Linked DNA regions of Homo sapiens: region 2 is linked to region 1. A link is a contact called in ENCODE Hi-C or POLR2A ChIA-PET data. All regions are on one chromosome and are shown on one strand. Each heading gives the region's core, a stretch centred on a gene start or an enhancer-like site at or near the end of the contact. The rest is flanking DNA. Distances are from core to core; before and after follow the strand shown. Region 1 overlaps ARSB (arylsulfatase B). Region 2 overlaps ARSB (arylsulfatase B).

Region 1 (5,285 bases), core at 1,521-4,020:
GACTTGGAACACCTTATTATCATGACCCATAATTTCTTCCTCATTTACAGTTCTCAGCAGGATCTCCAGTTGATGGCTACACAGACCGTGCCCTAATCCATAGGAACACAGTTTCTGCATTCAATGTAAAAAGTGATCTTGCTTAAGTCCCAAAATCAATTAGTGCTTCAAGACTTGGGAAAATATTATCAACAAAGGAATAGCCACCCAAGGAAAAAAGCAAATAAATCCCTGCAGAGAAAATAAATGCCATTCATTTCCAGTCATATACAGCAATAAAACTGATTAAATTCCTCACAAATATAAGCTGACAAAGCAGTGGGAATGTGATAATGAAGGTCTCATAGCTTCACAGGGACTTTGCCTCCGAGAAGCTAGCAAGGATGCCTAAATCCTTTTTATTACTATTGGGAGGAAAGAAGTAGCAAGATTGAGAATTCTTTACCTCTGTTACAGTTCTATAAATTTTTATAAATAACTGTATTACTAAGCAAAGCACAGGGTAGAATTTAAGAAAAAGGAATGCCCCTAAAAATGAGATATACCTCCCCACTTTTCAGAACAGTATGTTCTGTCGTAAACAAGACACTTTACTATTCACATAGCCATGTGATACTATGATTGCAGCACCTGAAATGGAAAGTAAAAGATCTAAATTTTCAAACCATTTCTGGCACTGGTCCCCTGTGCTTTTCGACAAATGACTTCCCTGTGTTTATTTCCCGATTTACAAAACGGTGATAATTATTTCTAACCTACCCCAGAGAAGTAGAAGATAAAGCATGCTCCAGAACAAAAAGTATTTTTAAAAGACCTTAATAATAACAACCCTCTTTTTTGGAAAAAAAGATTGTTTCTATTTTATGGGGAAATACTTTACTAATCGTGAGTTTGTCCATAGAAAGATTTTATAATATTAAAAAAGAAAGATTCCTGAATATGGATGGATTAGCCTTGAGAATATATTTGAACTATATAGTTTCTAATGATTAAAATTTCAAAGAAAATATGTTTTACAATATGGATCCTGAATAACATATTCAGGATCCCACAATCCTATTTGTTGTATGTTATAATAACTTTTCTTCCGGCCATAATCCTATTTTTTATATGTTGTAATAATTTCTCTTCTGGCACCAAGGAAGAAAGGATAGCACATCACAGCAAACAAGTTAAGCATCTGGGTTTTCTTTGAAGCAGCTGGAAAGGCTTTCTTTCCCCATTCTGCCTCCATTATGTTGCATTCTGCATTGATGAAATAACAATAGGTATGATCGTGGTTCCTGTCCAAGTGCCTTTCTACATGCTGAGTCCCCACTGGAGGTATGGACTATAAGAAATGAAACTTGCTTCCCCCACTTTTTTTTTTTCTTTAACATTCCAACCCCAGTCTTATGCAACCAAATGAATTGCATCTTTCAATGGAGTCACTGGGAGGCAATACCCTTATTTCAAAGATGATGCTCAAAACTGGTTTTGGAATTGCCTTCGAAGCCAGTTTATGAGTTTCCTAAGCAAAATGACTTTACTACTCCTGCCTCCAAAGTACATTAAACAGACACAGCTTTTGCCTTGAAGACTCTTACAGTCTACTATGTGTTATTCTCACCCAGCCTGATCATTGCAAGAGAAAATCTTCAACAAAATAATCCCTGGAGAACTCTCAAGAGGTATGAATTACTGCAATTATGAAGCTACCATCTAAAGCAGCACTGTCTAATGGAAACAAAATGTGAGCCACAAATGTAATTTAAAATCTTCTAGTGGCCAGATCATGAAAAGATAAAAATAAACTGTTGAAATTAATTTTTTTTGAGACAGGGTTTTGCTCTGTTGCCCAGGCTGGAGTGCAATGGCATGATCACCACTCACTGCAGCCTTGACCTCCCTGGCTCAGTCAATCCTCCCACCTCAGCCTCCCGAGTAGCTAGGACCACAGGCATGTGCCATCACACCCAGCTAATTTTTGTATCTTTTTGTACAGATGGGGTTTCACCCTGTTTCCAAGGCTGGTCTCTAATTCCTGGGCTCAAGTGATCAAGTTCTGGGATTGCAGGCGTGAGCCACCACGCCTGCCTGGCTGAAATTAATTTTAATAATATATTTTATTCAACCCAATATATAAAAATATTATCATTTCAATATGTAATTCATATAAAAATTATGGAGGTATTATTTTTCATTATTTTTTCATATCATCTTTGAAATTCAGTATTTTACCCTTACAGCACATCTCAATTCAACTTTACCACATTTCAAATGCTCAATAGCCATGTATGACTAGTGGCTACCTGTTGAACAGCACAGACCCAGGCCCTTTTCTCCCCTGAATAATGAAGGCCAGGGCACTATTTAGTATTGAATAACTGAGCTCTTCCTGCCATTTTCTTAATTCCTTTAATTTATGAGTAGATAAAGTATAAAAACACTATCTATAACACTGGGCAGTTTGGTGTTCTAACAAAGAAAATCTTAGGTCAATCCAACACACACCGGAAAGAATAGAAGTCAAAACAGAGATAGTAAAGAAAGGCTTAGAGGCTCTTTCACCCACCACCAATTCTGCCTCTGATTGGCCTCTGATGCCACACTAGCTTGGAGAGACTGTATGCAGCTTCCTCAAAGCTGGGAAAAGGCCAGAGGCAGCTTTGAACCAGAGGAGTTTGCCTCTGCCTAGGAAAAACAGAACCTGTTATCTAAATTGCCTAATGATTCACAACCCAAACAAAGGAAACTCACAAGACCAGAATCCAGAGACAGCAGGGGGCCAGAAAAAGCTGAGACAGGAATGTCATGCTTAGGACCAGAAGGGGAGAAAGGAGATGAAATTGAAGACTCAAGAAATGCCTCTGAAGACTCTTAATTTCATTATCTCAAGAGACCAAGGCAGCCAGGCCTCTGTGCATTCTTAGGAGTGCAGACTCCATGGCCCAGACTGTGCGCAGACAGACTTCATATCTGTCACATGGGATGGAGGCACATCCTTCGGGGAGTCACATTAACCATCATCAAGATTTGCCAGTGTCAAGAAGCACAGGATGAGTATGATGGGTCCAAAGGGCCTGGGACCTGAAGAGGGCTGTCTAACAGCCAAGCAAACCCCATGGCCACATGCTAGACTGCTTCCCCACTGCCCACAGGGAGCTAAGGGAAACCATAGCTCGTGCCTCATGATGTAAGTAAGGATCTGTGGGCAACTGTGATTGCCATTTGCTTTTGCTTTTTTTTTTTTTTTTTTTTTTTTTTTTGAGACAGAGTCTTGCTCTGTCACACAGGCTGGAGTGCAGTGGTGCCATCTCAGCTCACTGCAATCTCCGCCTCCCAGGTTCAAGCGATTCTCCTGCCTCAGCCTCTGAGTAGCTGGGACTACAGGGGCATACCACCACATCTGGCTAATTTTTTATATTTTTAGTAGAGATGGGGTTTCGCCATGTTGGCCAGGCTGGTCTCGAACTGCTGACTTCAGGTGATCCGCCCACCTCGGCCTCCCAAAGTGCTGGGATTACAGGCGTGAGCCGCCATGCCCGGCTGCTTTTGCTATTTTTGTGAATGAAGGAATAAAGTTGATCTCCTTTAAAGAATTTAAAATTCTTCCATCGAAGAATCAAAAGAAAACAATGGAAACCTGAGATTTTGAACTTTAACAAAAATCCATGAAATTAATTGTATTCTCTTCCATAATTTGCCTGTTTTAATATAACAATGTTTTAAATTATTAACCAGATAAATTATTTATTTTCCCTTCTATATATTCAAGCAAAATGAACACTCCAGGAAGATGTGCCCCATTTCTCCTGTGGTCTTGTGTGCCTCTTTGAACACCAAAGGCTGGACAGGCCTAGTCAACATGCTCAGAACACACCTTCACTTCCTCTTCCTACATCCCTGCTCACTCCCCATGCCCAAAACGTCCTGCTCTCCGTGTCCATTGCCTACCTACATCTTAACAATCACTCAAGCACAGTTTAATGGATGTCCCGCCTCCCCTAAGAAGCTCCTCAATGACCCCTCTGCTGTCCAGACTTCATCTTTCTGTTCTGCCCTTAACCTGGGGAACCGTGGCTCCTGCAGATGTGTAGCTGAATCTTGAATCCACGCATACTCCTGTACCTCACACAGTCCCCGAGTTCTTTGCTAGGCATTGTGCTAGACTAGTGCCTGACATGTTTTTGGTCCCTCCTTCACAATTCACACTCCCTTTGGTAACATTTCTTCTCATACTAAGTGATTTTCAGTCTAGAGGGCAAGGAATCAACACAGTCTTTACAGGGGATGGATCATGGCCTCAGACACGGGAAAGGAAATCTCCACACCACACACTTGCCTGACCCCCTCTTCACCCACAGAGGAATCTGAGACTTGTGCCTCACACTGAATTAGAGACCACTACCATGATTCTAGGTGTGCTTTAAGAGAGGAGACTGGCCCGGCGCAGTGGCTCACTCCTGTAATCCTAGCACTTTGGGAGGCCGAGACAGGTGGTTCTCCTGAGGACAGGAGTTAGAAAACAGCCTGGCCCACATAGCAAAACCCCGTTTCTACTAAAAATACAAAAAAATTTGCCCAGTGTGGTGGTGGGTGCCTGTAATCCCAGCTACTAGAGAGGCTGAGGCAGGAGAGTCACTAGAACCCTGGGGGCTGAGATTGCAGTCAGCCGAGATCGCGCCACTGCACTCCAGCCTGGGTGACAAAGCAAGACTCTGTCTCAAAAAAAAAAAAAAAAAAAGAGGGAGACTGTATCTTACTGATCTTCAGAACTCCTCAGGACAGTACATTGTCTTAAATAACAAGTAGAGTTATGCTTGTTAAAGTTATGCTTGTTAACTGACTAATTTCTGTTACCAAAAAGAAAATAATGAGTGGTCAGGTGACCTCACCTGGGACCAGCCTGATGATCACAACCCACCATAGACACCAACCGGTCAGGCCACTCCCTCCAGCGACTCACAGATGTGATCTGAATGCACTGTACACAGGGTTATTTGCAGCCCTGAGTTTTCCTTAGGCCCCACTACTCAGCCTGCTCTATTACCTCTGGACTCCAGAGGGACCTTCAAACAAAAGGGGACACCAAAGTGGGAGTTTAAAATGGCAACCTACGGCCAGCACTGTCAGCGCAAACACAGCACTCCCTTTGTTCCCCACCTCTATTTCTTTTATATTTTGACTAATTTGCATGTATCTGAATAGTTCACCAGATCACAGGCTATTTTGAGGACAGGTATATAACTTTTTTGGTAGCTTCCACGGCAATGGATGTCATTCTTAATGTTTGCTAAATTTGT
Region 2 (5,285 bases), core at 1,069-3,568, 41 kb after region 1:
ACTACAAATATTTAAAAGATAATACAGATAGGAGAATTCCAGAAATAAAACTATTCACATACTTGGCAAAACTAATACCAAGCAACCATGTGACAATCACATGAAGCTTTTCTTCATAATAATGATTCACAAATTTGAACTTCAATACTGAGCCTAAAGATGATGGCAGCCTATGCTTTTGGGGGAAAAAAATAGAAAATGCTTCTTGAACAACCAAATCTTCTCTGATGCTTTATGTACCAGCTGCATTGAGATATAATTCACATACCACACAAGTCACTCATTTAAAGTGTAAAAGACATTGGTTTCTAGTGTATTCACAGGCTTGTGCAACTATCCCACCATCACCTGATTTTTAGCAAAAGAGCTGAGATGTAACAGTGAGAAGAGCTGTGTGGTCATCATAACCTTCTTGGCTGCAAGTCTCCCTTCAAATGAATTTGGGGTGTGTGTTCATCTAAATCCAGGTTAGGCTTCTTAATTCTCATAAAAGGATATCATTTCTACCTTCTGTCCAGCTGAATTTTTAAGTACCTAACTTGGTTTTAATAAACAATTCAAAATATCTACAGCCCATCCTCTTCCCAGAGTATAGATATTGACTCATCTTTTAGCAAAGGCCTGATTGAAAAATTTCTAAGGATGTACAGGCTGTTTGCTCCTCTAGAATTTCCAAGATGACAAAGTGATCTTACATCAAGTCTAATTTTAACAGCTATTTGAGGTACTGAGAATACATCCGGGTCCATTTAAAAAAAAAAAAAAAAAAGCTAAGATTGAGTAGTGAGGTCTGCTGGTGGACCTGGATGAGAGTGGGGCACACACACCCTCCTGTCTGACATCCTTGCATCTTGATTTTAACCCTGAATCCAATGAGGCATTACAGAGCCATGTGCTTCAGCTGCATTGTTTTGGCCCCCATATAATTACTTTTACTGAATTGCACTTTGGTGCTCTGGCCCTAGCTTGAACAGAAGAAAATACCTCAAAACATCTACAAGAAAACCACCTAACGTATTATTAAAATGACATTTTTAAAGATGTTGTCCACCTTACCTTCTCCTTCTCCCAAAGGAGAAATTTCTGTCAGGCCTAAGAGCCAGAAAATGCTTTTGCTTTTCCTGAACATCTGGTTTCCATTTATCTTGTAAATAATGTAACTCTTATAGTCTTTTCCTTTCTTTCTCCCTCTTCGGACAAATAAATTTCAAATCTCAGGCTGGGCGCGGTGGCTCACACCTGTAATCCCAGCACTTTGGGAGGCCAAGATGGGTGGGTCACGAGGTCAGGAGTTCGAGACCAGCCTGACCAACATGGTGAAACCCTATCTCTACTAAAAATATAAAAATTAGCTGAGCGTGGTGGCACACACCTATAATCCCAGCTACTCAGGAGGCTGAGGCAGGAGAACTGCTTGAACCCGGGAGGCGGAGGTTGCAGTGAGCCGAGATCATGACACAGCACTCCAGCCTGGGCAACAGAGCGAGACTCCGTATATAAAAAAAAAAAAAAAAGAAATTTCAAATATCAGAGATGAATATGAAGACAGCCTAGAGCCATGCAACTTTTCTGTAATTTGATGCCATTAACCTATTCCATCTTTTTCTACTCATCCTGATTATTTAATCCTGTTTAAACTTTCTATGTTCAATATGTGTTCCTTTTTGGCTACGGAGGGTTGTAAATAAATAAATGAACAGATGGGAGGTAGGTAGGTAGCTAAATAGCTAAACAGATAGCTCACTATAAAAAGAACTTGAAAGAAAGATATATAGCTACTGGCAAGATACACAGGTTATTAATTCAGGCACAGGTTATTACAGGTTTAAAGAGGGCATATTTTAAAACAAACTCTAGGTTTCACATTTAGTTTCATAGGGCTATCAAGTTTATAAAATACTTATTATTATTTCTTATTATCCTTCTTATTACCATTTATTTGGCCTCCTCATTTTCCTTTGTTTTTTAAAACCTATCTTCCCCAACTTTGTGATTGCAAAAACAGATTTCACAGGTGGAAGAATGCCAATGGAAGAGTCTTCCCCCACCCCCTTCAAAAAAAAAGGAAAAATTGTGAATACATTCCACAGGGAGAAAAAAACACACCAAACCTTTGTGAAGGAAATATTCATTTTTTATTTTATTATTATTATTATTATTATTATTATTATTATTATTATTATTATTTTTGAGACAGAGTCTTGCTCTGTTGCCCAGGCTAGAGTGCAGTGGCATGATCTCGGCTCACTGCAAGCTCCACCTCCTGGGTTCATGCCCATTCTCCTGCCTCAGCCTCCTGAGTAGCTGGGACTATGGGCAAGTGCCACCATGCCCGGTTAATTTTTTTGTATTTTTAGTAGAGACAGAGTTTCACCGTGTTAGTCAGGATGGTCTCCATCTCCTGACCTCGTGATCCGCCTGCTTCGGCCTCCCAAAGTGCTGGGATTACAGGCGTGAGCCACCGCACCCAGCCTGGAAATATTCTTACATTAGGTTTTGCCAGGCATTAAAAAAATAAAAAATCAATCCATATCCCTTTTTGGTAATAAGGGTCTCTGAGAGTACAGCGGTCTCCAACGTGGATAGTAAACTCTTGCAAGGCCCTAAGGTGGCATTTAGAACTCCAACAAAGGTAATGGGTTTGCCCACCATAAGGTCAGCACAGAGCCCTGTTTACAGAGGTAACATTAGAAAGCAGCCCCATTACAGTGCCGACTGATTCACTCTGTGTTCAAATATCCAGTTCTTTCATTTGATTGCACTTGGGTGTGTTTTATGAGATGGCTGCAGTTAGTCTAAGTTGTTAAAGAAACATGTGCATTTCCATTACCAAAGTAGGTATCAAATCCTCGGCGGGTTGGAAGGCATTCTTTCCGGTACATTCCCAGGTGCCATTTTCCGACCATATGGGTAGTATAACCTGCTTCTTTTAGGAGCTGGGGCAGGAGTTTTTCATCCAGAGGAACACAGCTGGGCTGACAGGGCCAGATTATTTGGTGCTGTAAACCTGTACGGATCTTACAGAGATAAACATAAAATTATAGATTAATGACATTGAAATATTGTGAACAAGCAGATAAAATGGCCTTCTACCTTACTGATCATATCTGTTGACTTGGATGTTTAACTCTATTCCTGTACTGGCTTGAGGATATTTCTGAAAGGCAGAATTCTCTTATTCAAATGAAGTAGTGGACATAAACAGGATTTGAAAGACAAATAAAACCATTCCAACGAACAGATATTTTCAATATTTATCAAGGCACTATGTTAGAAACCATTAACTTGTTACTTTTTGCCTCAAAAAAAGTAGCAATAATATGTGGTGTGAATCTAACAAGAAAAAAGCGTTCCAATTTTGGGCACACAAGAAGTTGGTGTTTGATTAGAAGACACTTCTGTAATCTTCGAAAACTTGGTGATTTTTTTACAAGTGGTTTTGTTTTTGTTTTTGTTTTGAGATGGAGTTTCACTCTTGTTGCCCAGGCTGGAGTGCAATGGCGCAATCTTGGCTCATTGCAACCTCCACCTCCCAGGTTCAAGTGATTCTCCTGCCTCAGCCTCCTGAGTAGCTGGGATTACAGGCGCCCACCACCATACCTAACTAATTTATTTGTATTTTTAGTAGAGACGGGGTTTCACCATGTTGGCCAGGCTGGTCTCGAACTCCTGACCTCAGGTGATCTGCCTGCCTTGGCCTCCCAATGTGTTGGGATTACAGGCTTAAGCCACCGTGCCTGGCTGAGTTATTTAACAGTATAATAAAACGATTATTGCATTTTTTATTCTACTTTATGTAAATCATTATCTCAAAAGAGAGTGTTCAACTTTTTCTTATAAAAAGCGGCCATCTGACTGCTGCTTGGGAGTGGCTCACACAAGTATGCCCAGGGCATAAGGTCCATACAGCAACTAAACTTTAAGCAATGACCACTTCTTAACTTTTGGTGTAATATTGAGTAGAATACCCACAATTATATGAAAAGGATATTAAAATAGCCCTCCCTTTTCCAACTACACATCTTTGTGGGGCCAGATTTTTCTTCAACTTTTACTAAAAATAATATATCATAACAGGTTAAATGCAGAAGCAGATACAACAACCTAGCAAACTTCTATTAGTAGAAAAGATGTACAAAAAATATAAAACAATGCCATTCTTCTCACTTAACTATTTGGTTTTGAAAAATAGAGCTTTTTTCATAAGTTATTTATGTTAATATAGTGGGTTTATTACTATTTTTCATTGAATAAAAAAATTTATAATTTGTTTTAACTTATGGGGCAAATTTTGAATGGTAACAACCCATTTAAATCTATGCTCCCTGGGGTCCTCAATAATTTTTAAGCAAGTGCAAAACCCTAAGACCAAAAAGTTTGAGAACTGATACTCTAATGTCCAACAGTGATCATTGCCATGAGGAAAAGTAAAGAAGGAGAGGGAGACAGTGACAGAGGTGGCACTTGTGATAGAGTGGCAAAAGAAAGCTTCTCTGGGCCAGGCGGGGTGGCTTATCCCTACAATCCCAACACTTTGGGAGGCTAAGGCAGGAGGCTAGCTTGACTCCAGGAATTCCAGACCAGCCTGGGCAACATGCCATGATCTCATCTCTACTAAAAATAAAAATAGAAAAAATTAGCAAGGCATGGTGGCCTGTGCCTGTAGTCCCAGCTACCAAGGAGACTGAGGTGGGAGGATCACTTGAGCCTGGGAGGTCGAGGCTGCAGTGAGCTGTGATCATACCACTGCACTGCACTCCAGCCTGGGCAACAGAGCAAGACCCTGTCTCAAAAAGAGAAAGAAAGAAAGAAACCTTTTCTGAAGAGGAGATATTTGAGCAGTGACCAGAATAAAGTGAGGCAGTGAGACTTGGAGAAATCCGGGGTAAGAGCAATCCAGACCTAAGGAATAAAAACTTCAAAGGCCCTGAGACCTGAGCTTACTAGACAAGTTCAAAAGGCCCGCCCAGAACCCAGTTTGGCCCTGTCACAGCTCTTGTGCTGGTGGGTGCCACTGTAGCCCCTGCTGCGGCATGACAGGGTATCCCTCCTTGTCTACCCAGTCCCACCCTTCCCTAAAACTTAACACCTCCTGCCTCCTTGTCCTGGCTTAGCCAGGGAGATGCTCTTCTTTGTAGAAAGTGGGACTGGGGTCTCAAATTCAACTCTGCACCAGACACCAGCCTTCCCCAGCCCTGGGAGCTCTTGATTTATAGAATAAACAGGCTCTGGGGACACAGGAGGTAAGAGTGCCAGTTCTCAACCCAGGCCACGGCTGGTCCCTT

The links. Hi-C counts contacts between places; a loop is a spot of excess contacts on that map. ChIA-PET counts read pairs that join two places held with the same protein, here RNA polymerase II (POLR2A). Pooled maps may share reads with other maps.
Region 2: a loop to region 1 is called in a map of Caco-2, with 5 times the contacts of the local background. The contact joins two enhancer-like sites. A Hi-C loop is called at or near these places in 4 of 168 maps with a recorded cell type or tissue (CD8-positive, alpha-beta T cell, Caco-2, Calu3 and 1 more) and 2 of 50 pooled maps. POLR2A ChIA-PET finds 5 or more read pairs at or near these places in 3 of 52 experiments (B cell, HEK293T and activated CD4-positive, alpha-beta T cell).

Annotation. Positions count from the first base shown.
Region 1 is chr5:78,925,086-78,930,370 of GRCh38, forward strand. All of the region lies in intron 4 of ARSB (arylsulfatase B), which reads right to left. Among named protein-coding and RNA genes, the nearest start is that of ARSB, 58 kb to the right of the region's middle. Within about 2 kb of position 2,771, at least 2 of the 41 ENCODE cell types and tissues checked have a DNase peak (open chromatin) inside an H3K27ac peak, as active enhancers do.
Region 2 is chr5:78,966,176-78,971,460 of GRCh38, forward strand. ARSB (arylsulfatase B) reads right to left here. Exons shown (of 8, transcript NM_000046.5): 2 at 2,831-3,017. Among named protein-coding and RNA genes, the nearest start is that of ARSB, 16 kb to the right of the region's middle. Within about 2 kb of position 2,319, at least 2 of the 41 ENCODE cell types and tissues checked have a DNase peak (open chromatin) inside an H3K27ac peak, as active enhancers do.